7 separate regions of the Mus musculus genome follow, and all the other regions are linked to region 5. A link is a loop called in an ENCODE intact Hi-C map of the cell type or tissue named here. Cell type or tissue: heart. All regions are shown on one strand. Region 1 overlaps Slc6a13 (solute carrier family 6 (neurotransmitter transporter, GABA), member 13). Region 2 has its middle 57 kb from the start of Iqsec3. Region 3 has its middle 4.7 kb from the start of M6pr. Region 4 overlaps Slc6a12 (solute carrier family 6 (neurotransmitter transporter, betaine/GABA), member 12). Region 5 holds the start of Gm44148 (a long non-coding RNA gene). Region 6 has its middle 24 kb from the start of A2m. Region 7 overlaps Slc6a13 (solute carrier family 6 (neurotransmitter transporter, GABA), member 13).

Region 1 (4,000 bases), 54 kb after region 5:
ACCTCCCCTGTCATCGAGTTCTGGGAGTAAGTGAGACCCTTTTTCCTTTTGGTTATGGCTGTGTATTCTAGAGAAGGGCCTGAGCAGGGGATTCCCCTGGGCAGCTCTATGTGATTTAGCTCTATAATACCTCAGATAAACCTTGTAATTCTTATATTAGAGAGTGTCCATATACATAGTGTGTACCCATACGCCGACCACCCTCCCCTGTGGCTGAAAGTGTTACATTCCATCTAGACCCGATCCCCAAATGTCGTTCACCCAAAGCTTGATCCCTGACATCTAGCACCCTCAGATGGATGAGAAAGTTTATGTCTGCATCCCTCTCCCATGTTCAGTGAACACTCTGGGCAAACTGATCCGGGCACAGTGTACGGTAGCCATGCCTCAGGTCTCCCTCCATATCGCTACAAAGGAGAGCATCCCAGGTCTCAGTGTCGGGAGCTGACAAGCCTTAGTGAAGAGCCTGGAGGGTTTGCTCTGCTGGTCATACATCTACCCTCAAAGTTGGGGCAGTTGCCTAGCAACGTTCATAGCCCTGGGTTCTAACCCTTACACAGGAAGAAACAACAACAACAACAAAAAACAAGAAGCAAAACGCAAAACCACAAAATAAATAAAATCCAACAACACAGAAAAGAGGGAGAGGAAGGAAGGAAAGGAGCCCAGGAGAGAGGTCAGAGTCTATCTGCTCTCTTAGGAGGCGAGTCCTGAAGCTCTCGGATGGCATCCAGCACCTGGGGTCCCTGCGCTGGGAACTGGTCCTGTGCCTCCTGCTCGCCTGGATCATCTGCTACTTCTGCATCTGGAAGGGGGTCAAGTCCACGGGCAAGGTCTGTGCTGGCGAGCTCCGCTCTCCCCTCCCAGGACAGCCTGCCTCTCCTAAGGGCTGCCACTCCTGCTTTAGGCTGGTCCAGGCAGGAGGGAATGACATGGAGTTCATGTGGCTTCCTTCCTGAATGCTGTGCCTCTCAGGGGCTCCATCCATGTACACCTGGGGGATAAATGGAGAGAGGGTGGAGGGGCAGCACCAGAGGAACTCCAGTACGCAATCCACAGTATGAGTGAGCATCTTGCAAATTCAGCAGAGCTGTTGGTCCCCATTTTGTAAAACAGTTCATAGATAAAACAGTTGGAGAGAGAATGCTGTCAGACCACATGCCTCACAGTGATTCTCAGCCAATTTAGAAGTTTTGGCCTCTCTTTACCCTAGAGAGTCTGAAATGGAGCATGCACATGTTCGTGTGTGTGTGTGTGTGTGTGTGTGTGTGTGTGTGTGTGTGTGTGTGTGTGTATGTGTGCATACACTTGCATGCACATGCACATGTGCGTGCACACACACACACACACACACACACACACACACACACACACACACGTCCTGAGCTCTACTGGACTCCTGCCCTAGAGGCCTCTCCGAAGTCTTCTTTACTAATCTGACTGCCCATGGAGGAGGAAGGATCACCTGGCACAGACATTTAAATACCAGACACCATTGTTAGTAGCTCTAAGCACTTGTGTGGGCAAATGCTTGCGTTCATCTGGCCACCAAGCAAATACTGAACAGAGCGGAGGGTGGGGCTGGAGGGAAGGAGAGATGAGTTGTGGTCAGAGGCTTGGAGACATGAAGCTGAACAGCTGCGAGGCCGAGGGAGGAGCAGGCGGGGAACTCCCTTGGCCTTTTCTGTGGGATGAGGGCTAATGTCAGTCCCCGTTCCTCTGCTAGGGAATTCCAGTGCGCACCTTACTTCCTCACTCTCTCCTTGTCTCTCCTGGGCCCGGGGCCAGGTGGTCTACTTCACAGCCACTTTCCCTTACCTCATGCTGGTGGTCCTGTTGATTCGAGGAGTGACACTGCCCGGAGCAGCCCAAGGAATTCAGTTTTACCTGTACCCCAACATCACACGTCTGTGGGATCCCCAGGTGAGAAGCTGCCCAAAGTAGGGCTCTGGGGGTGTTTGAGCTATATGGAGTATCCCGGATCTTGGATGGTCCCCAATGCATCTGTGGTGGTAGTGGTCTGTGTGGTGGGGGCGGAAGTGTTCCGTTCTGCAGATATGGGTCAGCAGTTGTTTATGGTCATAGGGAGCCTGCCACTGCTCTTTCTTGGTCTACCGCTGCCCCAGGGAACCCAGAGACTTGTGACCCTGGCAATAACCCATCGGGGCTAAACGTCTGTCTTAACGTCTTAACGGAGCTGTGCCCCTCTCCTCTCCTCATTCTCAAATCCAGTGCTTCCCTCTGAGCTTCCTCCCTTGTTTCTCCCCCTCTCAGCCTGCCACTCCCTTTTGCCCTGTGGTGCCCCTTCTCTGGCCCAGTGACCTGACCCTCTAGCCTCTGCTTCCTGCTCCTCCCCTAGCAGTTGGGCTGGTGTTCCTGTCAGTTGTCTCTTTTCCTTCAGGCCCCCTCTTTTCGGTCTACCCTGCAGCTTCAGTGTGTACAGGGAGGAGTGCTGGAGGGTGGTGTTAACTTTCCAGAGCAGCACAGAGCAGACCGATTGTAAAGCTCTTGCTTCTGGCAAGTGTCTGCTTGGCAGCCGCCTTGAAGGACGGTCAAGTGGCCTGGCACGGAGGAGACTGCTCACATACTGCCCACGCTTCCTTGGCTCAGAGGAGAGACTGTGTATTAGTCAGTGATACCCCTTGGTTTGGGGGAGAGGGGGAACTCTCTGTATTAGTGCAAGGACCCCCCCCCCCTTTCCAGGGAATTGAGGACAAGTGACTCCCAATACCTAGAAGACTGTTGGATGGCCTTCCAAGTGGTTAAAAATAGCAAGGGACAAGCCCTATCTGCGAAGTTGCTGGAAGATAGAAAAGCAAGGGGTGGCCCAGGGTTCCCGAGTCCCCTTGTTTGAGGCAAGAGTTCTCCTTTAGGTGCAATATGGGTTGACCAGAGTTCCCAGGTCTTTAACCTCACCTGAAGGAATTGCAAATCTCAGGCCAGCCAGGCCAGCCCTAGTCAGACTCTCCTCACAGACTCCAGCAGCCTCGAGTCTTCCTGTGGGATAGGAACCTTTCCTCCTCCTGTCCAGGTCCTCAGAAACCACAGAGATGCAGGCTACTATCAAACTGCCGCACGCGGCATTAGGACTCGGTTTAGCTACAGAGCCAAGCTATAGGACCAGAGCTCTGTTGACGTTTCCAGAATTCTAGAGCTCAGACTGTAAAGCTGCTCTGCTGTGCAGACAGGCAGGCTGTAGCCCCAGCCTGGACACGGTAGTTAAGCGATGTTTCTGTTCCATGATTCAGAAGCCCCTTGTCTTTTCCTGGAACCAAACGGTTGTGACAGACAGTGGACAGTAAGCAGGCCTCTCTGGGGCAGCAGTGTAGGCAGGCTAGGGAAGTCAGACTTGGATCCACCTTCTTAAAGGGATCCCCTGTGGCTCTAGAACACCAGAGCCACGAATGTGTGGGGGAAATATCACGTTTATTCATAAGTAGGGCTGAGAGCAAGAGGGCCAGATGAACTGAAACACCAAAGGAGCCCAATATGTGTGGTTCGGTCCTAATCAGCTACGTATAGCCAGTGACCTGTATATCCCTGACACTCCTAAGAGGTTTCCGTGTCTTATGTTAGGTAATCCCCACAGCATATTAATGAGCTACTTCTATTTTATAGATAGAGAAACTGAGGCCTAGAGATCCTTAAGATTTTGTGGTTTTGGAGATGACGACGCAGGGCATCATGCAAGCCAGGCAAGTTCTCTTACCCCTGGGCTTTCAGGCTGTTTACACTCACATCTGCAACTGGAAGCAGGTCTGGAACCCCCACAAACTTTCTGACCTCTTCTGGAAGGCAAGGTCCCGGTCTGTTCACCTTGGCTTCTTGTGTAAGTCATTTACACACACACACACACACACACACACACACACACACACAAAAACAAAACAAAACATCAAACCAACCAAACAAAAAAACTGTACTGAGCCAGGCCCATTATAGAGGCAGTGCCTGCTATGTAAGTTTCCTGAAGACATGAGTGTGGGCCAGGCAACCTTCA
Region 2 (4,000 bases), 260 kb after region 5:
TACCGAAAACTAACCTAAGAACCCAAGGGATGAGGATGGGAGGACCTTCCTTAGTAAGAGTCTGGGTGGATGCTACTCCTCTTGTGCCAGCAATGACAGATCTCTTTGATGCCAGGACCGACCAGCATTCCCTGCACTTGGGGGGGGGGAGGGGCATTGTGGGAAGGCTGCTAGCTGTAACCCTCGAAGACAGCTTCCTATTCTGGTTTGTCAATCTTATCTGCTGATTGGAAGGGCAGCGGCAAAAGATGGGGACAAGGACAGTGTTGCGGTAATCCTCCAGCTCAAATATGCCCCGGCAATGAAAACACAACACAGTTCATATGATTACATGCTGTGCACCTAGATTGGGCAGATCTACCGCTGCACTATCATCTTCCACATCTATGAGACCCCTTAGAACTTTCGGTTTCTCCAGGGCATGTGCTTCTGCTCTGCTTTTCTTCTTCTTCCTCCTCCTCCTCTGTGTCCTCTCCCTCTACCATTTTCTCCTTCTTCTCTCTCTCCACCTTCTGCCCCACCTTCTCTTTATCTGCCCAATCCTCAACTCTCCTTTATTTTACAAATTAAGGTGGGAAGCAGGTTTACAGGAAACCACTTGAGTGCTGACTCATTCCTTGTTCACAACACCTCTCAGGAGAACAGAATTAACATCAAATATAATTAGCCCCAGGACAGTGTTAGGAAGATCACATGACTGGATAAGACTCAGGGAGGAGCTGATAAATAGAAGTGTAGACCAGACCATTCTGTACAGCAGAGTCTCATGCGGGCTCTTCGCCCCCAAATTTCCCAGCCTAGGGAGAGATATTCCCAACCCTCATCCACCTGGCCATATCAAATGTAGATGGTAGGGAACAGCAAGAGAGAAGCAGGTAAGATCTGGTTCTAGACCACAAGGGCCAGAGTGGAGGCACATGGCTCTTCCTATACTGGACGCAGGTCTTTAGCATAAGAAAACCCCACCACTCACTCAGCTTCCAACTACTCCCCCAAACCAGGTAAGTCACGACCCTATGACACCTCAGAAGAGGGAGGAAGGGCAAGCCTGGGCTAGGAGGCAGCAGACACACGTAATAGGAAATGACTGGTGGCAAATTAGCAGACAGAAAACTCCTTTTTACCTGAGTACAGTAGCATAGACCTGGAGGGACACTTGAGGATTGGAGACTGGAGGATTGAGAGTTGCAGCGCAACCTAAACTACATAGTAAGCTCCAACCCAGCTGGGCTATCTAGATCAAGACTTAAAAAATCAATCAAAACAAAATGAAAAATAACTCTCATTTTTGAGCCAGCCAACAAATCAATCAACCTACGAGACTGTTAATGACATGCGGTGTTGGCATCCTTATTTAAACAGCAAAGAAAGTTGGCACACTTGACTCAAAGATGCTCAACTCTGGTTATGCAGGAAAGTCACGAGTGGAGATTCTACAAAGATCTGCATGGCCAGGGACTTGGTCCAAACCTTTGACTAAGACTCCCTAGAGGCTGTGGAGATGGCTCCCCAGAGAGCACGTGCCTTGCAAACACTAGGACCTGAGTTTGATCCCAGAGTGCAGGTGAAGATACTGGGCATTGTGGAGCACACTTCTAATCCCAGGGTTGGCAGCAGAGACAGGAGCCCCCTGTGCTAGGTGGCCAGATAGCCTTACCTAAGTGGTGATCTCTGGGCCAATAAGACCCTTTCTCTAAGGTGAATAGTGTTCCTCAGAATGACAAAGATAGCTTTATAACTCCATAAGACCAAAAAAGAAAAAGACAAAGAAATGATTTTCCAAGAATAGATGCCATTTGTCTTTCAACATCTTGTTCCTGGGGCCCACACAGCCAGTGCCCTGTTCCCCTAGTGGTTTTGTTTTGCCTTTTTATGACATTGGTCACCCCTGAACCATTGACCACTTAGTGATCGGTTGCCTGCATGTCCTGACAGTCCCTCTGTCCAGCACACTTAACTACTCCTGGTCTCCTCATTTTGGTGGATGGAGCTGGGCTCAGGCCTCCCACGACCTTTGATGGACAGCCTGCCTATCTAGCAAGTAGCTTCCCAAGAAGAATCCGAGTACATGTTGATGGTATCTATGGGTTGGAACTTCTGGGTGAACTTTAGATTCAGGATTGCTGGGTTCAAGAGTAAAGCTATATCTAACTCATCGAAGGCTGTCAAATTCTGCCATGGAGCCACCAACAAAGTCCAAGAATGACAGGTTTTCCAGAGGGATTAGAATTTTAGATTTCTGATAACTTCACAGATGGAAGAAAGCCTGGGAGAGTCTTTTTCATGCATATGCAAGTACACGTGGAGGTGCTCGGAAGTTGGAGGCTAACCATGGTCTGTGAGGGACAGCGGCACTAGGCTTCCCTGAAGGTATCTTCCATATATATGTATATATATGTATGCATACATATATGTATATATATGTATGCATATATGTGTGTATTAAATATATATTATATAATTATTACATAATAATATTACATAATATATGTAAATAAATATATATGTTAAATATATATTTAACTTTTGAAACCTATGAATGTTTACATGTTTGAAAAACTGAACTAAACCTACAGAAAACAAGAAACTCTGAAGTTGAAAATAAGCCCCTCCCTCATCAAATTAATGCCTAGCCATGTGTCAGATTAACAACACAAGTGCACGACAGCATCCTGGTTTTACATAGCTTTATAACCTTTTCCTCCCTCCCTCCCTCTCTCTCTCTCTCTTTCTTTCTTTCTTGACAATGTTTATCTGTGTAGCCCTAGCTGTCCTGGAACTCACTCTGTAGACCAGGCTGGCCTCGAACTCAGAAATCTGCTTGTCTCTGCCTCCCAAGTGCTGGGATTAAAGGCGTGCGCCACCACTGCCTGGCTCATAGCTTTATTAACCTTATAAGAACAAAAGAGAAAGAGGTAAATGAGTTCCATAGGATGCTTTTGTTGTTGTTAGCAGTCGTAACTTTTATTTATACTTAGTGTAGTGGGGCAGGGGCAGAGCAACCACCTTAATGTCAGTGTGGTGAGAAGCCACGTGGTTGCTTGGCAACAGACTGTCCCAGATCCTTTCCTCATCAGTAGGTGTACATCCTCCGTCTACGCGCAGCTGTGCCAAGACAAAGGCAAGACGAGGTCGAATTAATTCTGGGATTTGACTCAGAAATATCAACACAGACGCGTGCTTATGAATATGCACTTCCCAGGCCTGTCTACCGAAATGCCCGGTAAATCCAGGAGCCAAGGTCACCTATGTTTCTGAACATTTTCTCCACGGAGGGCAAGGAAGTACCTTGGAAAGGGAGTGGGCCTACACTGGAGATGAGAAAGGGGCATTCCAAGAAGCTGGGAACCCATCCACAGTGTTATTAAAGCTGGCTGGGGTGGGGGTGGGGCAGAGGTAGGGAGTGGGGGCGGGGTCCTACCAGCCAAGTTTGAGCTGATTTCAGCATCAAGGGCAACCTAGTACTCTGAGAAGAAAGCTATAAGGAGGATGGAGACCAGGAAGCATGGCCGAGGGTCCAAAAGTCCTGACAGCAATGCAGCACTCTTCATCGTGGAGAGGGAGACAATAATCCCAGCAGCGCTCTGTTCACAGTTATCATAGAATGATGAACAACAGAAGCAGAAGGAGCAACGTTCTAAACTGCTAACAAAATGAGAATGACTGTGAAATGCGCTTGGATAGTTGGGATATATCACAGTGGGACACGGTGGAATAAATCTAAACTTGCAGACAAGGAAGAGTGTAAAATATAATAGCATGACATAATAATAGCATTAAAAAAAACGTACTCTTAAGTAAAGGTGATGCATAGGAAGATAAATAAAACATAATAACAATGACAAATCTTCTGTGTGTGAAATTACCATCTGTTTTTCCATTTGATTCTCTGATTTCTATAAAGAAAATAACATTTTCTAAAACGTACATACTACAATTTAAATTTGTAAGAGGGAAAAACTTGGAACTGGATGCAGGAAGGCATTACCGGGAGTAGAAG
Region 3 (4,000 bases), 1.0 Mb after region 5:
GTGAGTTCCAGGACAGGCAGCGCTACACAGAGAAACCCTGTCTCGAAAAAACAAAAAAACAAAAAACAAAAAACAAAAAAAAAAAAAAAAACAAAATTCAACTGAAAGGTCATTTGCTGCTGTTTTCCTGTCTGAGTCAGAAAGCAGCCACTGTAACTGTGCTTCCCTGCTTAATAAAGGCTCTCTCTGTGAAGACAGGTGTTTGAGTGTGGTTTGTGTCCAGTCCAGCGTAGAAAGGAAGCCCCCTCCCCTGATCTTGGAGTCTCCTAACAATGGTTGATTGCCCTCACACATTTCATTCCAGCACACAGGAGGCAGAGGAAGGCAGATTCATTTGAGTCCCAGGCCAGCCAGGGAAACATACTGAGATCTTGTCTTTAAAAAGATACAAAATAAACACATAGTGGTTTTTTGTTTGTTTGTTTGTTTTATTTTGATTTTTTGAGACAGGGTTTCTCTGTACTTTAAGGATGGGAGGGAGCAGTCAGGGTAGAGAGACTGTTAAATGGTTAGGAGTTCTTGCTGCTTTTATAGAGGACGGGGGTTCAGTTTCCAACACCCACATCTATGGCTTACAGCTGCCTATAACTCTGGATCCAGGGTATACAGCGCCCCGCTCTGGCCTCCTTGGGCACCAGGCACAAACACAGCACATATACACACATACAGGCAAAACATTCATACACGTGGGAAAAAAATATTTTTCTAAAATGATGTGGGAGAATCAAAAGGACAAAGGAGACACCCATTTGTTCTTAGCAGTATCCTATGCCCTCCGAAGCAATGTCTCTGCCCCTCCATATGCTACATGCTTCTGTGGCAGAAACCACACCCTGGCCAAGAAGTCTGAGTCTCTGACCTGTGGTGAGGAAGTGTTAACCTTACATTTTTGAGTTGTTTCCTCAGCCTCTGAGGTCATAACAACTGTCGAATCACTATTTCAGTATATAAAGAACCACTTATCTTTCAGTAGTTGATCATCTTACTAGAAAACAAGTCCTTACGGGAAAAAAAAAGGTAAAGTGAGACAGTCTGTAACTGACCAATATTCTCAAAGTTCAAAGGTCAAATAAGACAACCAATTGCACCCTGTCTCTCACTCGGCTCCTATAGCTGGGGCCTGGGAAGCAATGGAAAGGAATGTTTATTGGAACAACTGTTGATATTATGCATGACACTGAAGACTAGATAATAATAATACTGAGTTCATCTTATAGCTCCTGATTTTGATAATTATACTATTATTACAAAAAATGTATTGTTCTTAGGAAATACACTCTGTTATGTTTAATGGTAATGAAGGCAGTAAGCATTAAATTGTTCAAAAATCAATTAATGTGGAAGGGAGCAAGAAAAAAAGAGAACTCAAATAGAGTACTTTTTTTGGAGACAGGGTCTCACTGTGTGGACCAAGCACTCCTTTGAATTTGCAATCCTCCTGCCTCAGCTCCTCCAGCGCTGGGATCCAGCTCCTTTGTGCTCCTTCTTACACTTCCCACACGTGTTTAAATTAGTAAAAGTGAAAGTTGCAGAGACCAAAAATGTATTTAGCCTTTGAAATATGTTCAATGTTATCAGTTTGACAGACATCGATAAACATCAAAATTAAAATCCACCTCGAAGTGGTTAAGTTAAATACATGCATAACAAGAAAGTACTGGTTTCCAAAAACCCCTAGGCAGAGCAGAAGTGGAGTTCAGGAAGGATGTGTCGGCCGCCGAAACACAGCCACAGTGAAGTGTCGAGAAGTTGAAGGACCACTCTCAACACAGCTCCCCAGCCGCTGGACAGCCTTTATCTACGTCAGGGACCTTGAAGTCTGTTCTGTGAGGCAGAAATTCAAACATGCAAAGCCCTTGGACTGGGCACAGAAACCCTGGACTGGGGAGAGTCCGCCCTGCTTCCATTCCCACAGAAGACTGGTCACCCAACCTGCTCACGCAGGATCCTGTTACCAACACGATCCCCTCTGTGCAGCCCAATGCTCCTTCAGACAATGGCCTAGAAGCCAAATTTCTGAAGTGGAACTGGAAGTAATCAACGAAGCCGGTGGGAACCCTGGGAGCAGGGTTTAAAAACAGATGAGACAAGGGGCTAGAGAAAGGAGGGGTGGGGAGGGATAGACCAAAACTCAGGATGTATACTGAGACTTAAAAAACCCCAGTAGTTGGTAAGCTAATTAAAAACATATATTTAAAGGAGTTTGAACAGATGTGTCCTCTATGGTGGGCAATGCTGCCTTCAGAAAACATGAGTTCTAAAATTAAAATTTTGATGCCAGGCATGAGTTGCTTCCATATGAGTTATCGGTCAGTAGGGCTCCAGGGGCACCTAATACAATGTAGGTTATTATTGCTCTTGGATGCTCACCATAACTAAATGGGTAAGTCTCTATTAGGAAAGAAGACGGCTCATTTAGTTAGCAAGATACCAAGAACTTGATCTTGAACTGAGCAGGCGCCCCCTGCTGGCTAGCATTCATAGTGCTGGAAGGCGCTCTGCAAGACTGATGAGGGAAATTGATCTTTGATTTCACTCAGCTCTGGGCCCTGCTTGCTGAACTACTTACTGATCTAGCAGGCAAGATGTGCCACTGGGTTCATGGTTCATGGCAGACTTTTCCTGAGCAGTCGCGACACACATACACATTGGCTCACCCCAGAAAGGGAGCCTGTGGAAGACCCATGTAAGTACTGGCACCGAGGTCCAATATGGTGAACCAATGAGGGTCACTAGCAGGAATGTGGGAGAGGGGTCCCTTACAAGGAGTAGGGATGATTCAAAGGCAGCCGTGTCACCAGAAAGCCTACCCCAACATAGGTGATGACTCCTGAAAACTACAGCCCAGAGCTCTCTACCTATTCCTCTCCTTCTGACCTTGGTTTGGGCAGTCAGAGGCTCCACCCCAGCAACTCTCTACTCTCTTCTTCACTGTTGACATGGGCCCCAGTGACTCTTCCACGCTTGTGTTATTTAGGTCATGTGACCTTCTGCTTACCTCCTGAGGCCCCCTCTGTCTTCTAGTACCTCCTGGAAGAAATGTTTCCATTTGAAGAAAACGTTACAAATCTAAGGAACACATTATGCAACAAAACTGTTGACTGGTGTAACAGCTGCTCTCTTGACTGGATCTGAGGACTTCCTACAGGAGGATATTGACGTCTGTACCGAAACCCCAGGCTGGGGAAAGAATAGGCCGCAGGGGAGAATCTGATGATATTGTTTTGCTAAATGGTAGCGCTGCCAAACTGCCTTCTAAATAGTTATGTTTCGATTCACAGATCTGAGCTGTTCCCAGCCTTAGTCAAAGAAGCTTCCTGTTGCAGGTAGTAGAGGTCAATGCAGAGACTCGTAACTATTCAAAATGCTAAGACCGAATAAGTGACTGAATGCCCGGTAACAAGTGGGACATCTTTGTCAAGCCCTGCCTCAAGGAACATTTCAGGAGATAGAAGTGGAAAGAAGGGGAGGAGCGTGGCTGTTTATAATGCATGCCTTTAATCCCAGTACTTGAGAGGCAGAGGCAGGAAATTATCTATGCGTTTGAGGCCAGCCGGATCTACAGAGTGAGTTCCAAGACGACAAAAGCTACATAGGGAAACCGTGGTTTTTGTTTGTTTTTGTTTTTGTTTTTGTTTTTGAGACAGGGTTTTTCTGTATAGCCCTGGCTGTCCTGGAACTCACTTTGTAGACCAGGCTGGCCTCAAACTCAGAAATCCACCTGCCTCTGCCTCCCGAGTGCTGGGATTAAAGGCGTACGCCACCATGCCCGGCCGGGAAACCGTGTCTTGAAAAGTAAAAACAAAACAAGCAACAACACAGAAATCAGGTTCAGCCAGATCCCAGCAGCTGCAGGGGCTCAGGTCTTCAGTGGCTCTTTCTGTCTCCCTTTCATTTCCGGAACCATGGCCTCTGCTCTGACTGTCTTCAAGGTGTTCAATGACATGAAAGTTCGCAAATCTTCAACACCAGAAGTGAAGAAACGCAAGAAGGCGGTGCT
Region 4 (4,000 bases), 95 kb after region 5:
GTTTATTACTTCTCTTAATTACTGCTCCTTGTTCGTCCTTATCTCACCAACCCCGAGTTTGTCCCTGAGTGCCTGACTTTGTTTCTGGGGACACACCCACAGAGAGCATCCCCCTGCCCACCCGTGACACACCACAGAGAGCATTCCCATGTCCACCCCAGTGACACACCCACAGAAAACATCCCCCTGCCCACCCCAGTGACACACCCACAGAAAACATCCCCCTGCCCACCCCAGTGACACACCCACAGAAAACATCCCCCTGCCCACCCCAGTGACACACCCACAGAAAACATCCCCCTGCCCACCCCAGTGACACACCCACTAAGCATCTCCCTGCCCACCCCAGTGACACACCCATAGAGAGCATCCCCCTGCCCACTCCAGAGCTTACTCATTCCCTGCCTTTCTCACCCTTCTAGCGTCTTCGAAGACTCATCACACCAGACCCCAGTCTGCCCCAGCCAGGGCGGCGCCCACCACAGGATGGCTCCTCTGCTCAAAACTGTTCGTCCTCTCCAGCCAAACAAGAACTCATTGCCTGGGAGAAGGAGACTCATTTGTAGGAAGTGCCAGAGGCCAGGTGACTCCAGAGCCAGGAACCTGGTCAAGGCTAGCTCCTCCCAGGGGTAACCTCTGCTGCACCCTGCTGTGACCTCTCAGGTCTCCGGACACCCCTGCCAGTCTTCTGGGAGCCACTCTTCTGTTCAGCTGGAACAGCTTGTCACCTCTCAGTCCTTTCCAAGTGAGCTCTAGGAAGCTGAGTCTGCCAAGTGTTTTGAACTCAACATCTTGACTTTCTGGATTAAAAAACTAAGAACCAGACAGGCAAAGTGATATTTTCAAGGTCACACAGCCTGTCAGAGCCCTAGACCTTCCTTGAACTTGCTGCTCTCAGCTGAGGCGTGTGAGCCTCCAGCATCACCCCTGCAGCAGCTAACAAGCCTGCATGGATCACCTGCTGTGACATGTGTGTCTCTTCCTTGTCTCACTCCACTTCAGCTCTTTTGTGGGTGGGAGGTCACCTCATGCAGGTGCTGGGGACTGGGGACATACCTTGTTAAGTTCCCTTCTAGCCTCTACCTATCGGACTTCTCTGAGCTCTCCACGTTCTTTTCCTGGGTGGTAGGACTGGAAACAGGAGATTTCTTCTCTTCCTTCTCCTCCTCCTCTTCTTCTTCTTTTCCTTTCTCCCTCTTTCCCTCTCCCCCTCTCCCTCCCTTTTTCTCTGTCTCTCCCCCTCTCCTTCTCTCTTTCTCTCTCCTCACTCCACCTCTCTCTCTCTCTCTCTCTCTCTCTCTCTCTCTCTCTCTCTCTCTCTCTCTCTCTCACACACACACACACACACTTACACACAGACACAGACACACACACACACACACACACACACACACTTTCCTCTTTTTCTTATCCTCTTTTTTGTCTGGTCCCTTCCCAACCATCCCTTCCCACTTGCTAACATACAACACATAGCCTCTGGCTTCTGAGGGTTCCAGGAAAGCAGGCTGCAGGTGAGTTCATGGTGGGCCTTCAAAAGAGAAGGGAGGGGAAGGAGTAGGGTTCTGAAGACACTGTCCTGGGCACAGAGCCCTACTCCCAAGAAAGAATGACTAGATAAACATCATCCAGAGTCAGTATCCAGTGGTTAGAGCAGTAATCCATGCCTTGTCCTGTGTGGATCCCATTCAGATAGCCTCTGAGTGTTCCCACTTTCTTTTCTTGAGAAGGTGCATCTGTGGACTCCCAGTACTTCAGTTGCCTTGACTCGTGGAAGCTCTTCCTGTCTCCTTCTAGACTGTTATGTGCACCTTGATAATCCTCATTGGATCAGCTAGTGAGGAAAATAAGAGGTCTAAGAGAGGAATTCTTAGAAACCCTGCCATTGCAGCTGGGTGCTATGACGAGTCTAAACTTCTGCTTTGGGGCCAGCATGGAGCCCTTTTCTGCCCCCTGGTGGCAAAGGAAAGCACTCCCCTTTAACATCTCTCTCTCTATCTATCTATTTATCTATCTATCTATCTATCCATCCATCCATCCATCCATCCATCCATCCATCCATCCATCCATCCATCCATCCATCCATCCATCCATCTATCTATCTATCTATCTATCCATCCATCCATCCATCCAACCATCCATCCATCCATCTATCTATCTATCTATCTATCTATCTATCTATCTATCTATCTATCTATCTATCTATCTATCTACTTACTTACTTATTGCTGGTAAAACCTAGAGAGCAACCTTAGAAATCAGTTGGGTACCTCATTGGCACTCTTATCTGTTGCCTGGACCATGGAAGGTAAAGTCTGTGTGGATGCTGGCTCATCTGTCCTCTTCCGGTCTATGTCTGGGCCTCTCCTTTGTCTTCTCCTTCTTGGGTGCCTCCAGGGCTCTCTGACTCACTGGCTGTCTGCCTCACTCTGAGGGACCAACAGCCTCTGTCTCTGTCTCTGCCACTCTCTCTGCTCTAACTATTCAGCTCCCTGCTTCTTTGTTGATTTAGCTGCTCACTGAAGTAATAAGGGCCCATTGGATCTGACAGGGATGAAAGGCTTGTTACCCACCCATGGAGAGAGGGCAGGAAGGACACATGAGCTTGGGGAAACAAATAGGATCGCAAAGCAGGTCTGGCAGGTCATGTCAGTCTGGGATGGGCTGCAGCCCCAGGGACGGCATTCTGGTTTCATCTCGTGTGATAACTGGGTTGGGTCTCCCATCTGGTCTGAGGCGTCTGTCTGTAGGTCACATGGGTAAGCATAGAATTGCCACAGACAGACTGGATGCCAAAGCCTGAGCCAGGTCTGTCTGCAAGAGCAGTGTCCAGTCCCATTCCTGTGACAAGAATCTGCCAGGACAGAGGCAGACACATTCTGAGGCTTGCTCTGTCCACTGCAACCCCAGCAGCGTGGGGACAGAGGCTACCTTAGCACCCAAGGCCTGGCCCTGAGGCCAGACCCCATAACCACTCCTCGTGACTGGGGCAGACCTGTGCATCCTGACAGGATGTTCGTCCATGGGAGTAAACAAAGGGACCTCATGCTCTCCTGGCTGGTTCAGGGCTCTACTGGAGAGGTAGCATTTGTTTGACTGTGGAGAGAAGGGTCTCAGGGGACACAGGAGCTGTCAGCACAGCCTGGGAGCAGCCAGCCACCAAGAGATCTGAGTTCTCTGCCTTATTGTGGCCTCAATTTGACTCTTTTGGGTTTTTTTTTTTCACACAGACAAATGAACTGTCTGGAACTAGTCACCATGTTTCCCCAGTCAAGGCTCCTCATTTCTTTCTCTTGTCTTCCATCACTGGGTGCCTAGAAGTGGTGGCAAGGCAGGATCCTGCCTCCTTCCCAGTTTTGACAAAAATCTTAACGTTTCGCTACTGAGTGAGGCTGTTGGTGCAGATGTTTGATGGACAGTGTTTATTAAGTGATGGCGTTTCATTGGCTCCGATGTTGTCTTATTTGAAAGTAATAATTATAAGTGTTGAGCTGGGTGTGGGGTGTAGCAGTGGGGATACTGAGACAGGAGGATTGTGAGTTGAAGGCCAGTGGGCCTGCAGGGGAGATCATGTCTCAAAGATCAAACACTAAAAGAAGAGGTGGCTTTAGCTTGCTTTTTTATGTGCATCTGTTAGATGATCTTCTACTCTGTTGATGTGCTGAAATACATGAATATATTTTTCTAATAGTAAGCCATCTTTCTATTCTTGGGACAAACTCAGCTTGGTCGCAGAATGCTGGTTTTTGGCCACACGATGCCACGTTCAGATGGTTAATACTTTGTGTATAATTTTTGTAGGTAGGCTCATAAGGCTCTGTACTCTCTAAATTTTTCCTTATAGGCAGTGAGGGGCTTTTTGTTCTTAAGGTTGTGTTTGGCTTATAAATGTGGAAGCTGGGATGAGTTTTGTCTTTTCTTAAGGGGTTTGTGAGAGATTAGCATTCTCTGTTCCCTGAGTGTACATAGAATATAGTCACCCACCTGACCCAGTGTCAGGAAG
Region 5 (4,000 bases):
CTACGTGGCTCTGCCCTCGTAGCACAGGAGGCTGCACACAATAGATGAATGAGTGACTTAAATCGGCTCTGTGGCTGAATCTGTTTGCAAACCACAGAGTTGTATTTAGTTAAAGCTCACAGATTTCCATCATCTTATTTAGCTGTCCATTTATAGCTCCTGATGCAAGTCACCATTTTGGCTCTCTGAGGGAATGGCTAGGTGGGTCATTGACCTGAGTGTTAGGTGCTTGACCTAGGAGCCAGGAGGTTTGCTGGTGCATGTTGCAAGAGCCAGGAGGTTTGCTGATGCAATGTTGCACTTGGTTTCACTGCGAATGCTTCGTTTTCTGGGCTGACATGTGCTCTCTGTTTTCTAGGCGGGAAACGGCCTATCTCTTGGTTTACACGAAGACTGGATCCTGACAGATATACTCACACCTCCAGAGAGGGATAGACTCTTATCTCCTCTCCTGTACCCTTGTCTGCTGCATTTCAACGAGAATAATAATTTAAAAACAATTAAGCCCTATTTATAAGCAAAACTATTATTGCAATGGCTTAGATGTAGTTTGTCTCCTGAAAGCTCACACACGGAAGGCTTGGTCTTTAGATGGCAGTGCTTAGGTGACAGAACTTGTAAGAGACAGGGACCAGTGGGAGATCATCGGTTCATGGGATCTCTCTCCTGAGCACTAATAGTTCTTCTTCCTGTTTCTCTACACATGTTGTGATGCAAATGTGGGGGATACAACATGCCAGGGCCAAGCTGGTTGGAGCCTCCAGCCTTCAAAATTCTGAATCTAATAAACATTATTGCACACTATTCAGCCTCAGGTATTTTGTTATAGCGATAAGAAATGCATGGATATAATTGTTAAAATACTAGCCATGACCCTACACTGGTCTTGATCAGATGGAATGGATAATTTCACCAGCGGGTCTGGCTAGATCATCCTGATTGTGACTGTCAGGACAAGGCAGGGTCTATTCAGTTGGGAAACTGTGGGAGTCCAGTCAGACAGGAATCAGTGCTTGTAGGAGAAATTGGGTTGACAAGGGACAGCGGAGGGAAGTATTTTAGTATTTTACAGCTAGCGTGAAACTAGTATGTACTGTGTTGGCTCAGGATTTTCAAAACCTACTTTAATAAGGGTTTTTAAGGGCTTCCACCTACCAGAGGTGGGGGAAAGAAAGGCTACTAGGAAATGGGGGATGTGGACTTTGGGGGCAATTCCAGACTTTGTTGTCAGGATATCAGCAGTCTAATTCAAAACACCAAGCACAAATCAGTAGCAGGGGCTCAGTGCAGAAGAAACCGAGGCTCTGCCGAACTGGCACGAGTCAGCAGGAGTGGCAAGAAGCGGCTCTCTCTATGAAGTCATGACAAGCGAAGAGTAGCAAAGCGTTGCAAGGCGGACCAGTAGGAGCATCCTCGCACTGTCTGTGGGGTTATATTTATATTCTTTTTAAATACCACAAACTCTCTCAAGCATGCCTGTGTTCCAGCAAAACATATCATGCCCTCTCACAAGAAAGCTTCTAGAAAAACCCACGTTATCTATTCTCAGAAAAAACATCCTCTCACCTATCTGCTTCAGCAAAGCATCCTCTCATAAGACAGCTTCCAGACAAACATCCTCTGACACAACTGAGTCGCCAAAGAAACTAGAAATTTCCACCTCAGTACTGGCTAAAAATCAGCTCAACTTATTACTATTAATTATTATTATTACTGTATTACATTACTGTTGTTGTAACTGTATTATTAATTACTAGTGTCTGTCTGTATGTGCCACAGCAAGCATATGGAAGTTGGTTCTCTCATCCCACTGTGGGATCCAAGGACCGAACTCAGGTGGTCAGGCGTGTTTATTACAAGCCATTTTACCCCGTGAACAACCTCATTGACCCTCAGCCTCCCTTCTTTTGATTTGTTTATTTTTTTCTTTTATGAGTATGACTGTTTTGGCTGATGTTGATCTGTGCACCGCATCCATCCATGAAGTACCTGTGAAGGCCACAAGAGGGCATCAGATCCTCTGGAATTAGAGATGGTTGTGAGCCACCACATTGGTCCTGGGACGCAAATCCAGATGCTCTGGAAAACAGCCAGTGTTCCTAAAGGCGGAGCCATTTCTCCAGCCTCTCAGCCCTGACTTTAGTTTATTACACATTTACTTGGAAAATATATGGTGATTATCCAGTCTCTGTGAGGGCAGTCTTGTTACTTTTGCATAGTTATGACCGAGGTATCTGCGAGAACGATCTAAAGGAGGAAGGACTGATTTTGACTGGCGCTTTCAGAGGATGCACGGTTGCTTAGCCCTGTGCTCATTATGGCAGCATAAGTGTAGCGGAAGTAGATTCCTCCCCCGACGGTGGACAGGAAGAGAGAGAACTTGAGAGCAAGAAAGAGGAGGAGCGTGAGAGGATGAAAGAATGGGCTTGGGAATCACTTACACCTTCAAAGTCGCATTTCCATCATCCACCTCTTCCAGCTAGGATCCACCCGAAGTCTCACCCTCTTCTCAAAACAGTGCCAGTAGCTGGGAAACTTGTGGTTTAATGAAACACAATCAAAGTGCATAGCTATCTATGGCTGCGCTACAGACACTGAAAGTGAAAGCCCTCTGCTGTGGGGCGGGGCCCCGTCAGCCTTCCAGTGGGAGGGGCTTAGAGGGAAGAATAACTGTAGGGAAAGCATACACAGTCCTGGGGCAAAAAACAAAAACAAAAACAAAACAAAAACAAACAAACAAAAAAAAAAACAAAAAAAAAACCCCAAAAACAAACAAACAATCAAAAACCAAAAAACCAATATTCAAGGTTGAATGAAGTTTGAAAACATGACTTTCCCATGCTGAGGAAGCAAGTGTTCAGGGGTGGAGACTGGGAGAGAGGTGGAAGGTCTCAAATAGGCTGAGGGGTTTGGATTTAACCAGATGGCTAATGAACTGCTGAACGGGCTAAGGGGGGGGGGGGGGAGAAATGCTTAGTTATGTTATGGCAAAACTAATTTTCAGGTAAAAAAGATTACAGAAAAACATTATAGTGGGAACAGAAATTTTTAGTGAAGGATGTGGTGGGAGTGGGGTGGGGAATCCAGAGGCGCCAACAGCAACCTGGGAGGTGAGCAGGGTCGGAATTAAACAATTCATACATTCATATACTCGACTTCTTGTTCTGTGTTTCAGAATTTTATCAGTCTTCTCTAGAGGGACTGAACTGTTAGGATGAATATGCATTAAAAAGGGCTTCATTAGAGTTGCTCACACTACTCGGCCTGGATAGGCAGACAATGGCCATCTTTACAGGGAGAGGCTGAGGACCAGTAGCTAGTGCTTAGCCACATGGCTGGACGCCTCAGCTCCCCATCAGCTGCTGAAGGAGTCCCCAAGCGCTGCTTGTCTTTACCTCGTGTTGGCGGGCTGAGGAAGCTGAGTTCTGGTGTCAGCAAAGATGGTGGCTGCAGTAATGGCATCAAAAGCATAGATGCTCTTCCAGGCAAGAGGCTAAGAGAAGCAGGCAAAGAGCAGAAGCTTTCCCCTGCGACCTCCTTATAGCTGGTCTGCTACCGGAAGGCAAGGCGCTGCCCACCGGAAGGGTGTGTCTTTCCGGTGGGCATCAATTAACCCAATAAGGAAAAGTTCATCATGGGCATATCTAGGTGCTCTTAGCCATGGAGACAGCTCTCCAGCTTTGAACCAGTCTTTAAATGTAATATACTAGTTTATCTCCTTTTGTTAAAACTTACAGGATAGGTCTTTAAGAAAGTTACTACACAAAGAGAAAGCTGGGGAGATGGTCTCTAGCCTCTGTGGGCACCCGTGCTCATGTGCATGGACCCACAAGCTGGCACACACACCTATGCATAATTAAAAATAACAAAAATAAATCTCTAGAATGTTTTTATTTGTAGAGAATATATGTGCTATATTTTCATTTAAAAAGGGGAAATTTAATGTAAAGCTCTTTGATGTACATATCCATCTCTTTATTTATCATAGTCTTAATTAAAG
Region 6 (4,000 bases), 340 kb after region 5:
TGCTCTCTGGAACAAAACCCAAACAGCAGTCAAATCTTGTTTTCTTTGCTCAGTGAAGAGTTTGTTTGTTTGTTTAGATCATGATCTCTCTGGGGAGTGCATTAACAGGGCATTTTAAATTGCCTGGCAATGTCCTTGGACCTGAATATAAAAGTCCTCTTGTTTTATTTAAGTTTATATAAGAAGTTAAGATGACTTAATATTTTTCAGTTTGGCTATGCTTAGGGATTGCTCTGTCCTCTCTTCACCCTAGTCAGACTTGTCCACTTCGTTTGCTTGCACAGCAGCTCAGTGTTCCCCAAGCCCTAATCCTGCCTGGAGTCAGCCTGGGACACCTCGGAGAAGGGGACTCAAGGAAGCCATTATCTAAACCACAGTCATCTTGGCTTGTGCCTTCTTTCTGGTGGGGAACCAAAGTTGGGACAGAGAAATACTGAATACATTAGATGAAGGAGCTCAAGCACCAAGAGCAAACGACACAGTTACCCCCATTTTACACAAAGAGTGTACATCTGGCAGAAGCAGGATGCTTCAACCGGAATTCATTAATCAGATCATATAGTGCAACATCAGATTACCTCACAATGTATTCTCTAGGGATGCGTGTGCTGTACAAAGTACAGGCAACAAAGCTACACATATATTGTATTGGGTTTTATTCTTATTGGCTAAACCCAAGACACAGATTTATACATTTTCATATAACTGCCTATTTACTTGAATGAAAGGTACAAAAAATGTACATAGGAAGGGCCATGAAACAATATTTTCAATATTTTTTATATATCTTGCAAAGAATGCTGAGGATATAGCTCAGTTGGCAGACTGCCTGCACAGGATACAGGAAGCCATAGAGTAGATTCCCAGCAACCCATAAAACAGAGGCTGAGGGTCACCAAGATCACTAAGGTACATGATGATACTTAAAAAGTAAGTATTTCTGGTAAGACCCTCACAAGACTTCTAAGTTAATAGTGTGGTTTAAAACACATTCACATGTATACTCTGACTTGCAGGACGTAACACACACGCGCACACACACACACACACACACACACACACCCTACCACCACCACCACCACCACCACCATCAAAATCCAAAGAGCTGTCCTCATTCCTCTTCTTACTCCAATTGGTTCAACTAAAAGGACATTTGGGAGATTCTATACGTCCTTCTCCATCAACATTCTCTACAGTCTGACTGAACTGGGCTAAGCTGCTCCGATGTAGAAGTGCAAGCCGGTTAGCTTTAGGGCCTTGTGGAAAATGGACTCTGCTTCTTTTCTCACCACTATCATAATTCATCTCCCTATGATATATGTGCATTTACTAACTATTTACTAGTTTCAGCTTGGTCTCTCTTTCCAGTTCTTGTACTTTTAAGGTAACTCAGTCATTTTATTGGGAAGAGACTTCAGAAACCCAGGGAACCAGTGGACCTTTGGGTCCAACTTCAGGCTCATCTGATTGCCCTCAATAACCTACCTTTAGCATTGTTCGTTGTGAACAACAGAATTTCCAAGGCTATTTCTCCTCTATCCTCTATTCTCTAGGGTGACATAGCAACTGGAAAGCTTGAAAATGGAATAGTTATAAGGAAAAGAGGAGAATCAAATACTATAAGGTGTAGTTAAGGATATTTGAGGATAACAGAGATTCGAAAAAATATTTTAATGACAGTTTTTACTAAATTTTGTTAGCGTGCATCAGTGTGGAATTGAGCACAAGAACACTCCTCTCCAAGGCTTCCTGGGCTCGTTGGACAATCCATAAGCAAGTTTCTCATCATCAGTCCCTTTGGTATTTGAAGCCAGATAATCACTGTCTTTATTGTTCTGTGATGTTTGTTCCAATCTGGCTTCTTCCCACTGTGTGCTTGGCATGGCCTATTCCTAGTTGGGACAAGGCAAAACTGCCCCCTTGTGGAGAATTCTGGGCTGCAGACTAGATCTTCATAATGCCAAAAGAGATCTTAATGTGAACCAAGACAGTGTGTGACTCAAAGGACAACAAACAAGCAGAGCGCACTCTGACCTGGAAGAGTGATTGGGAACTCTCACCTAAACGTCTCTAGGAGTTTTGCCTCTCTGTTCTGTTCTTTTCTGCCTTCCTTAGGTCCCTTTCAAATGGATATTTTCTGCAGCTCTTGAATTTCTTCTTCTTCTTCTTCTTCTTCTTCTTCTTCTTCTTCTTCTTCTTCTTCTTCTTCTTCTTCTTCTTCTTCTCTCTCTCTCTCTCTCTCTCTCTCTCTCTCTCTCTCTCTCTCTCTCTCTCTCTCTCTCTCTCTCATTGTTCACAAATCTGATACTATCCCTTGGAGAGTATAAATAATTGAATCATATTTTCTGAGTGTAAGGCTTCCATACTTACATCTTTTCTTTCCATGTTTGGGAGAAGCATGGCAAAGCTCTTGTTTTTCGAAAAGATTGAGTAATGGGTGAAAGCAAGCTGGGAGAAAGGGGGAAGACTTTCGGAATCAGAAGTTGTTTTAGAGCATCCTTCCCTTTGATAAGTTCTAGGTCTCTCCTATGCTCATCAACCACGCAGTCAACGATCACTGTTACTGTATTACTTAGTGATTTTTGAACTGTTCTTTGAAGCTTACAACTTTTGGTCTACTGTTGCAGGGAGACCAGTGGGACCATAAGGAGGGCTCTCACACCTGGCTTTGAGAACTTGGCTTAATAAGCTATGTCGTCTCGAGGCAGATTATCTGTCCAGGCAGATAGCGCCCTTCTAACCTTGTTTTTAAACTTGTTTTTAATTGGCTTATAGAGAAGCAGGCTTCCTTTCCATAACTCGGGTTAGCATCCCCTTCATCTTCCCCTCCCCCTCCTCCAGCCTTCTTTAAAACTTTCTACACTCATGTTCTCCCCCCTTCATATTTCTCGTGTTCCACCACGCCCCTTTCTTTAAAGCACCCGCTCCATCTGAATGCCCACTTTCTAATTTCCTTACATCTACAGGCACTTTGTTAACCACACAGCTCTCAAGATTCCAAGCCTATAGTCATGGAAGAGAGAATATTTGCCATTTGTCTTTCTGGGCCTGAGTTACCTCACCCAGTATGTAGTTTTTGAGTTCTATCTATAGTAAATCTCACTATTTCATTTTTTTTCTATATAGAATTCTATTGTGTATATGTATCAAAATCCACTCTCCACTAATTCATTGATGGACATCTAAGCTGCTTCCATTTTCTAGCTATTACAAACATAGAAACAATGGATAAACAGGAATTCCTGTTGGAGGAGATAGGGTCCCCATATACTCAGGGGTGGTGTCTCTGGGTCACATGGTTGTTCTACCTTCACCTTATTAAAGGGACATCTACACTGAGTTCCATAAAGGTTACATCAGTTTGAATGTCTCTAACAATGTTCTTCTTCCCCATACTCTAACCAGTATTTGCTATCATTTGATTTCCTTTTTTTTTAAAGAATTATTTATTATGTATACAGTGTTCTGCCTGCATGTATGCCTGCAGGCCAGAAGAGGGCACCAGACTGAATTATAGATAGCTGTGATCCACAGTGTGGTTGCTGGGAATTGAGCTCAGGACCTCTGGAAGAGCAGCCAGTGGTCTTAACCTCTGAGCCATCTCTCCAGCCCCTCATTTGGTTTCCTGATGACAGCAATTCTTACTGGGGTGGGGTAGACTCTCAGATTGGTTTTCATTTGCCTCTAATCTGATGACTGATGACATTTGAACAGGTTGTAAAATGTTTAGTAGACATTTGCATTTCTTTCGTTCAGATCTGACCACTATTTTTTGATTGGATCATTTTTCCTCACGCTTTGATCTTTGAGTTCTGTGTGTGCTTGACATCAGTCTTCTATCAGATACATAGCTTGTAAGGATTATTCCCATTTCATAGGCCTCCTCTTTACTTGACTGATAACCTCCTTTGCTGAAAAGAAGCGCTTTTAGTTTTATGAGGTCCCATTTGTCAACTCTTTACCTTATTCCTTGAGAGACTAGAGCTCTCCCTAAAGTGTT
Region 7 (4,000 bases), 67 kb after region 5:
AGAGAGACAGAGGGTGTACCCTGGACATGCTACCCAGGAATGGATTTTGAGCAGAATGTGGGTGGAGCTTGGCGACTGACTGACCTAGATAAGCACCTTGGCATGCTGGGAGAACAAACTCTACCGGGCAGCTGTGGGGGTGGGGTGGCTGATGGGGCTCCAACAAAACCTCTTCCTCTTCCGTTTTACTGCAGGCGACCTTCCTGTTCTCCCTGATCAAATACACGCCACTGACCTACAACAAGAAGTACACGTACCCATGGTGGGGGGATGCCCTAGGGTGGCTCCTAGCTCTGTCCTCCATGATCTGCATTCCTGCCTGGAGCATCTACAAGCTGAGGACTCTCAAGGGCCCACTCAGAGAGGTAGGAGGAAAGCAGTGGGGGATGGGAACCTCACTGGATGGCAGGTGGGTTGCTATTGACGGGGGGTGGGTTGGGGCGGGGGTGAGGAGCTGGAGTACAAAGGGACTACCCAGTCCGGTGTGGGTACCAGAAATCCAGAGGACGTGTACTTGGGAGTCTTAAAAAGGGACACAGGATAACTGCAAGACCCAAGCTGTGACTATGGGGTTGGCAACTGGAAGCAGACTATAGCAGAGAAGGCAGACAGACATTTGTAATGAGAGATGCTGCCAGACACCCATCCCTTACAATGACACCTGTTCTTTCAGAGACTTCGCCAGCTCGTGTGCCCGGCTGAAGACCTTCCCCAGAAGAACCAACCAGAGCCAACTGCTCCTGCGACACCGATGACATCCCTTCTCAGGCTCACAGAACTGGAGTCTAACTGCTAGGGCCAGGGCCTTTGACACACCTGTGAGCCTGGCTGTGGGGGCAGCTATAGAGGCAGAGGGGCGGAACTACCCCTCTGTGGTGGGGCAGAAAGACGAAAGGGGGTATTTGGGACTCACCTTCTGAACTGGGTACCTCCTATCTTGATGCCCCTATTCCAGGGTGGTCCACACATTGTGACGTGCCCGAATCAATAACATCCCATTGAGGCAGCTTGGGAAGCCCAGGGAGGGCTGGGGAGGCAAAAGCCTGGCTTGTTGCTGGGCCCTCTTCCTTCCATGTCATTAAATCCAACTTCCTCTCACAACTGCTTGCCAAATGCCTGGTTTCTGTCCTCTGTTCATACCTGTTCCCTGTTCATTATAGCATTGTGGCTCTAGGGTCCTGCCTCTCCCTACCTCTTACCAAGTTCTTATGAGCCACATAGCAGGTGTGGTTGCTGTGGTGTGGGAGGTAAGGCAGATGATGGGACCAGGTGATGGGGCCAGGCCATTGTCCTCCATCACACATTTGGATTGAAGGAAGGGGACCCTCCTCTCTCCACACTTCCCTAGAGTGTCATGTATGGTCCTGTATGATCCCCACCCCCACTTGCCACCACTGTTCCGTGCTCCTCTCCTCTAACCTCATCATGATATTAAAAAAAAGGGAGACAGAGGGAAGGACAAAGGGATCAGGCCCTGGTTACAAAAAGAAAGAAGACAGACTAGCAGCAGTTTCTTTCTGTTCCCATGGCCCCTGCTGTGTCCCTGCTTGTCAACACTGTCCAGCTGATGCAGGGGGATGAGTTGATGCAGGGTGAGAGAGGGTGGCCAGCCAGACCAGAGGGGCCTTACAGAAGAGGTCCTGCCCAGACTCTACCAGTAGAGGGACTCCTCAGACAGTCTTATTCTCCCTAGCAAGAGATTCAGATATGGGGTACTGTCACTTCCAGATGCGACCACAAGGGGGTGGCACTGTCATGTCCTCAGTCCCAAGTGTCAGGTTTGAGCTTAAGGGATGGACCAACCCTTAAGATCTAGCTTTCAAGAGACTCAGGCAGGAGGCGGGCCCAGCTCTAGGATGTTGCCTGGAGGTCAAAGCAAGGCCCCCAGGCATGCCTTAGCAACCAGCCTCTAAGGGGGTGGGGAGAAACTCCAGTTGCTGTTTGTGTGCTGTAGAAGTGGATGAAACATGACTCTCTCCCCATCTAGGGAAAGGTCTACCTGAGTCTGCAGGTTCACCTGGGGTCCTCTGCTGTGGCATGACAGCATGACGTGACTAAGTGTCCTATGACTCTCTGAGCTGTTCAGGCTCCGCCCCCACCCCGGGTGTTTTTTCAGCTTGTGACATGTCAGTTTCAAGGGAAATGTTTTGAAATCTTTGCCAGTTTTCCAGTCTTGTGTTGGAAGAGTCTGTAGAAATCAGGGACAGTGGTCCTCCTGACTCTGTGGGGAGCCTGGACTCTTTCTCCTAGGTGATTTACTCCGTGGATACAGGCTTGGTCACAGCATTGCAGGTTTAATGTGCCCAAGCCTAGGGTTCTACACAGCTCACCGCCTCACCTACCTGACCGTGTTTCTACAACGCCTATGGCTACAAGGTTATAATGCACTTACTACAAACATGGGCAGAAGCAGAATTCAACCCATTTCTTTTATCTCTTAATACAGGGTCTCACTATTAGCCTTGGCTGGCCCGGAGCTTGCCTTGTAGAGCAGGATAGCCACTTGCCTCTGCCTCCCTAGTGCTGGGATTAAAGGTGTGCGCCACGATGTCTGTGTCAGTTTCCTTGAATGAACTTGGGGCTTTGAGAGGGAGTCACAGAAGGTGGAGGGAACCTGGCAGGCAATTCTGAGCGTACGCGATCTGCCTCTCTGCCCACTCATTTGCTCAGAGTTTTAGAAATATGCTGAGGAAATGAGATGGCTCAGTGATGGTCATGTGAGCCCCACTTATCAGAGTCCCAAATGGTGGCATCTACAGTGTGAAAACCACGTGTTGGTGCTTCTCTGATGTGTCTGCTTCATGGACTGTCTCAGTAGAAACCCCTTGGAATTCACATTCAATTTTCAGATGTGGATAACTCCATGTATCCTGCCCACACAGTTTTATGACAGGGATCAAATGAAGTCAGGGGCCCAAGTATTCTTTTAGTCCGGTTTTGGGTTCAAGCGAGGGAGATAAATGCTGGCTGACAGGCGGAGATGATGGAGATTTGAGAAATGTGGCTGGTGTGCTCAGAGTCTGTCAACACTGTTTCGTTTTTGCTTTGTTTTGTTTTGAAACAGGACCCCAGTCTTAGCTCAGGCTGTCCTTGAACTCACTATATAGTTCAGGGTGGCCTTGAACTCACAGAGATCCTCTTGCCTCAACTTCCCAAGTGTTGAAATTATAGATGTGAGCGACCAAGCCTAGCTATAGTCAGAGTTGGGAGCTATGGTACTTGAGTTTGGCTTTGGCTGAGGTAGAGGCATAGGTGAGGTGAAGGACTGAGGATAGCTGTGTCCCTATCTGTATGGGGCAGAGACTGGATCCTGCAGTTCCCCAAAGAAAGCAAGGCAGGGAGGGGAGGCTACACAGAGAGGTCGGCAGGCAAGCACTAGGAGAGATAATCTGAGTGCAGGAGGCAGAAGCATAGGGGAAACTGGCACCTGAGAAGATGCCCATGGCACCAGGAAGGCACTTACTAATCCCTGAGCCCACTAGGCTACCTGGAGAACTCAACTGCCCAAGGTTCAGACCCAGGCACATCTCACAACCCCGGCCATCCCTAGACAGTGTGCACATAAGCACAGGTCACCTGGGCAACCTTCTTAATAGAGGCTTGCAGCCTATTTTGGATCTCAACCCTCACATTCAATAACAGGCAAACTATTCTGTGATCTTGTTTCTCCTCTAAACTATGCTAAAACTACTGCTTACCCCACAGCCTCACCAGACTCCAGCAGAAACAGGCACCCAGGAAGCACTCTGGGTAAACACTTCCATTTACTGTGGCTGCACCCCAGCAGTCGCTCTCCTCATAGCAGAAAAGCCCTGGAGGTGTCCAGGACAGCATACCACCCCTTAGTCTCAGGAAGAAGGATGCGCATTTACTTAGCTAAGTGAATTTGCTAGGGAATGAGGAAGAAGTAGCCTCAAATAGCCTGTGGTCCAATGGCCCTGGGGCTGGGGCCCTTCAGTCCCTGGTTCTGAGAGAGCAGCGTATGCTGTCTAAGCAAAGG

What was found. A loop is a pair of places that touch in the nucleus more often than their neighbours do. Peaks named below come from ENCODE experiments on the same cell type or tissue, not always from the same donor. Only the 100,000 strongest peaks of a DNase experiment are listed, where the experiment ranks them.
Region 1: it touches region 5 in a loop (4-fold over the local background); 10 of 42 quality-filtered maps call a loop at or near these places.
Region 2: it touches region 5 in a loop (6-fold over the local background); 25 of 42 quality-filtered maps call a loop at or near these places.
Region 3: it touches region 5 in a loop (6-fold over the local background); 9 of 42 quality-filtered maps call a loop at or near these places.
Region 4: it touches region 5 in a loop (9-fold over the local background); 17 of 42 quality-filtered maps call a loop at or near these places.
Region 6: it touches region 5 in a loop (13-fold over the local background); 3 of 42 quality-filtered maps call a loop at or near these places.
Region 7: it touches region 5 in a loop (4-fold over the local background); 10 of 42 quality-filtered maps call a loop at or near these places.

What each region holds. Positions count from the first base shown.
Region 1 is chr6:121,324,324-121,328,323 of GRCm38, forward strand. It overlaps Slc6a13 (solute carrier family 6 (neurotransmitter transporter, GABA), member 13), which reads left to right. Exons shown (of 15, transcript NM_144512.3): 5 at 1-26; 6 at 701-833; 7 at 1,789-1,923. Among named protein-coding and RNA genes, the nearest start is that of Slc6a12, 16 kb to the right of the region's middle. In heart, no CTCF peak of the experiment used is centred here; a DNase peak (open chromatin) is centred at 1,658; H3K27ac peaks cover 873 bases.
Region 2 is chr6:121,528,949-121,532,948 of GRCm38, forward strand. No RefSeq gene overlaps it. Among named protein-coding and RNA genes, the nearest start is that of Iqsec3, 57 kb to the left of the region's middle. In heart, no CTCF peak of the experiment used is centred here; no DNase peak of the experiment used is centred here.
Region 3 is chr6:122,302,025-122,306,024 of GRCm38, forward strand. No RefSeq gene overlaps it. Among named protein-coding and RNA genes, the nearest start is that of M6pr, 4.7 kb to the right of the region's middle. In heart, a CTCF peak has its summit at 2,478 (motif pointing left); a DNase peak (open chromatin) is centred at 2,467; H3K4me3 peaks cover 329 bases.
Region 4 is chr6:121,364,807-121,368,806 of GRCm38, forward strand. Slc6a12 (solute carrier family 6 (neurotransmitter transporter, betaine/GABA), member 12) reads left to right here. Exons shown (of 16, transcript NM_001381903.1): 16 at 423-967. The coding sequence ends at 566. Among named protein-coding and RNA genes, the nearest start is that of Slc6a12, 24 kb to the left of the region's middle. In heart, a CTCF peak has its summit at 1,935 (motif pointing left); no DNase peak of the experiment used is centred here; H3K27me3 peaks cover 624 bases.
Region 5 is chr6:121,270,114-121,274,113 of GRCm38, forward strand. Usp18 (ubiquitin specific peptidase 18) reads left to right here. Exons shown (of 11, transcript NM_011909.2): 11 at 359-804. The coding sequence ends at 404. Gm44148 (a long non-coding RNA gene) reads right to left here and starts at 2,625. Exons shown (of 2, transcript XR_003956358.1): 1 at 2,442-2,625. In heart, a CTCF peak has its summit at 1,995 (motif pointing right); DNase peaks (open chromatin) are centred at 2,008, 2,368 and 2,468; H3K4me3 peaks cover 807 bases; H3K27ac peaks cover 590 bases.
Region 6 is chr6:121,610,077-121,614,076 of GRCm38, forward strand. No RefSeq gene overlaps it. Among named protein-coding and RNA genes, the nearest start is that of A2m, 24 kb to the right of the region's middle. In heart, CTCF peaks have their summits at 1,921 (motif pointing left) and 3,487 (motif pointing right); no DNase peak of the experiment used is centred here.
Region 7 is chr6:121,336,621-121,340,620 of GRCm38, forward strand. It overlaps Slc6a13 (solute carrier family 6 (neurotransmitter transporter, GABA), member 13), which reads left to right. Exons shown (of 15, transcript NM_144512.3): 14 at 195-365; 15 at 674-1,101. The coding sequence ends at 796. Among named protein-coding and RNA genes, the nearest start is that of Slc6a12, 4.0 kb to the right of the region's middle. In heart, a CTCF peak has its summit at 1,707 (motif pointing right); DNase peaks (open chromatin) are centred at 181 and 1,721; H3K27me3 peaks cover 736 bases.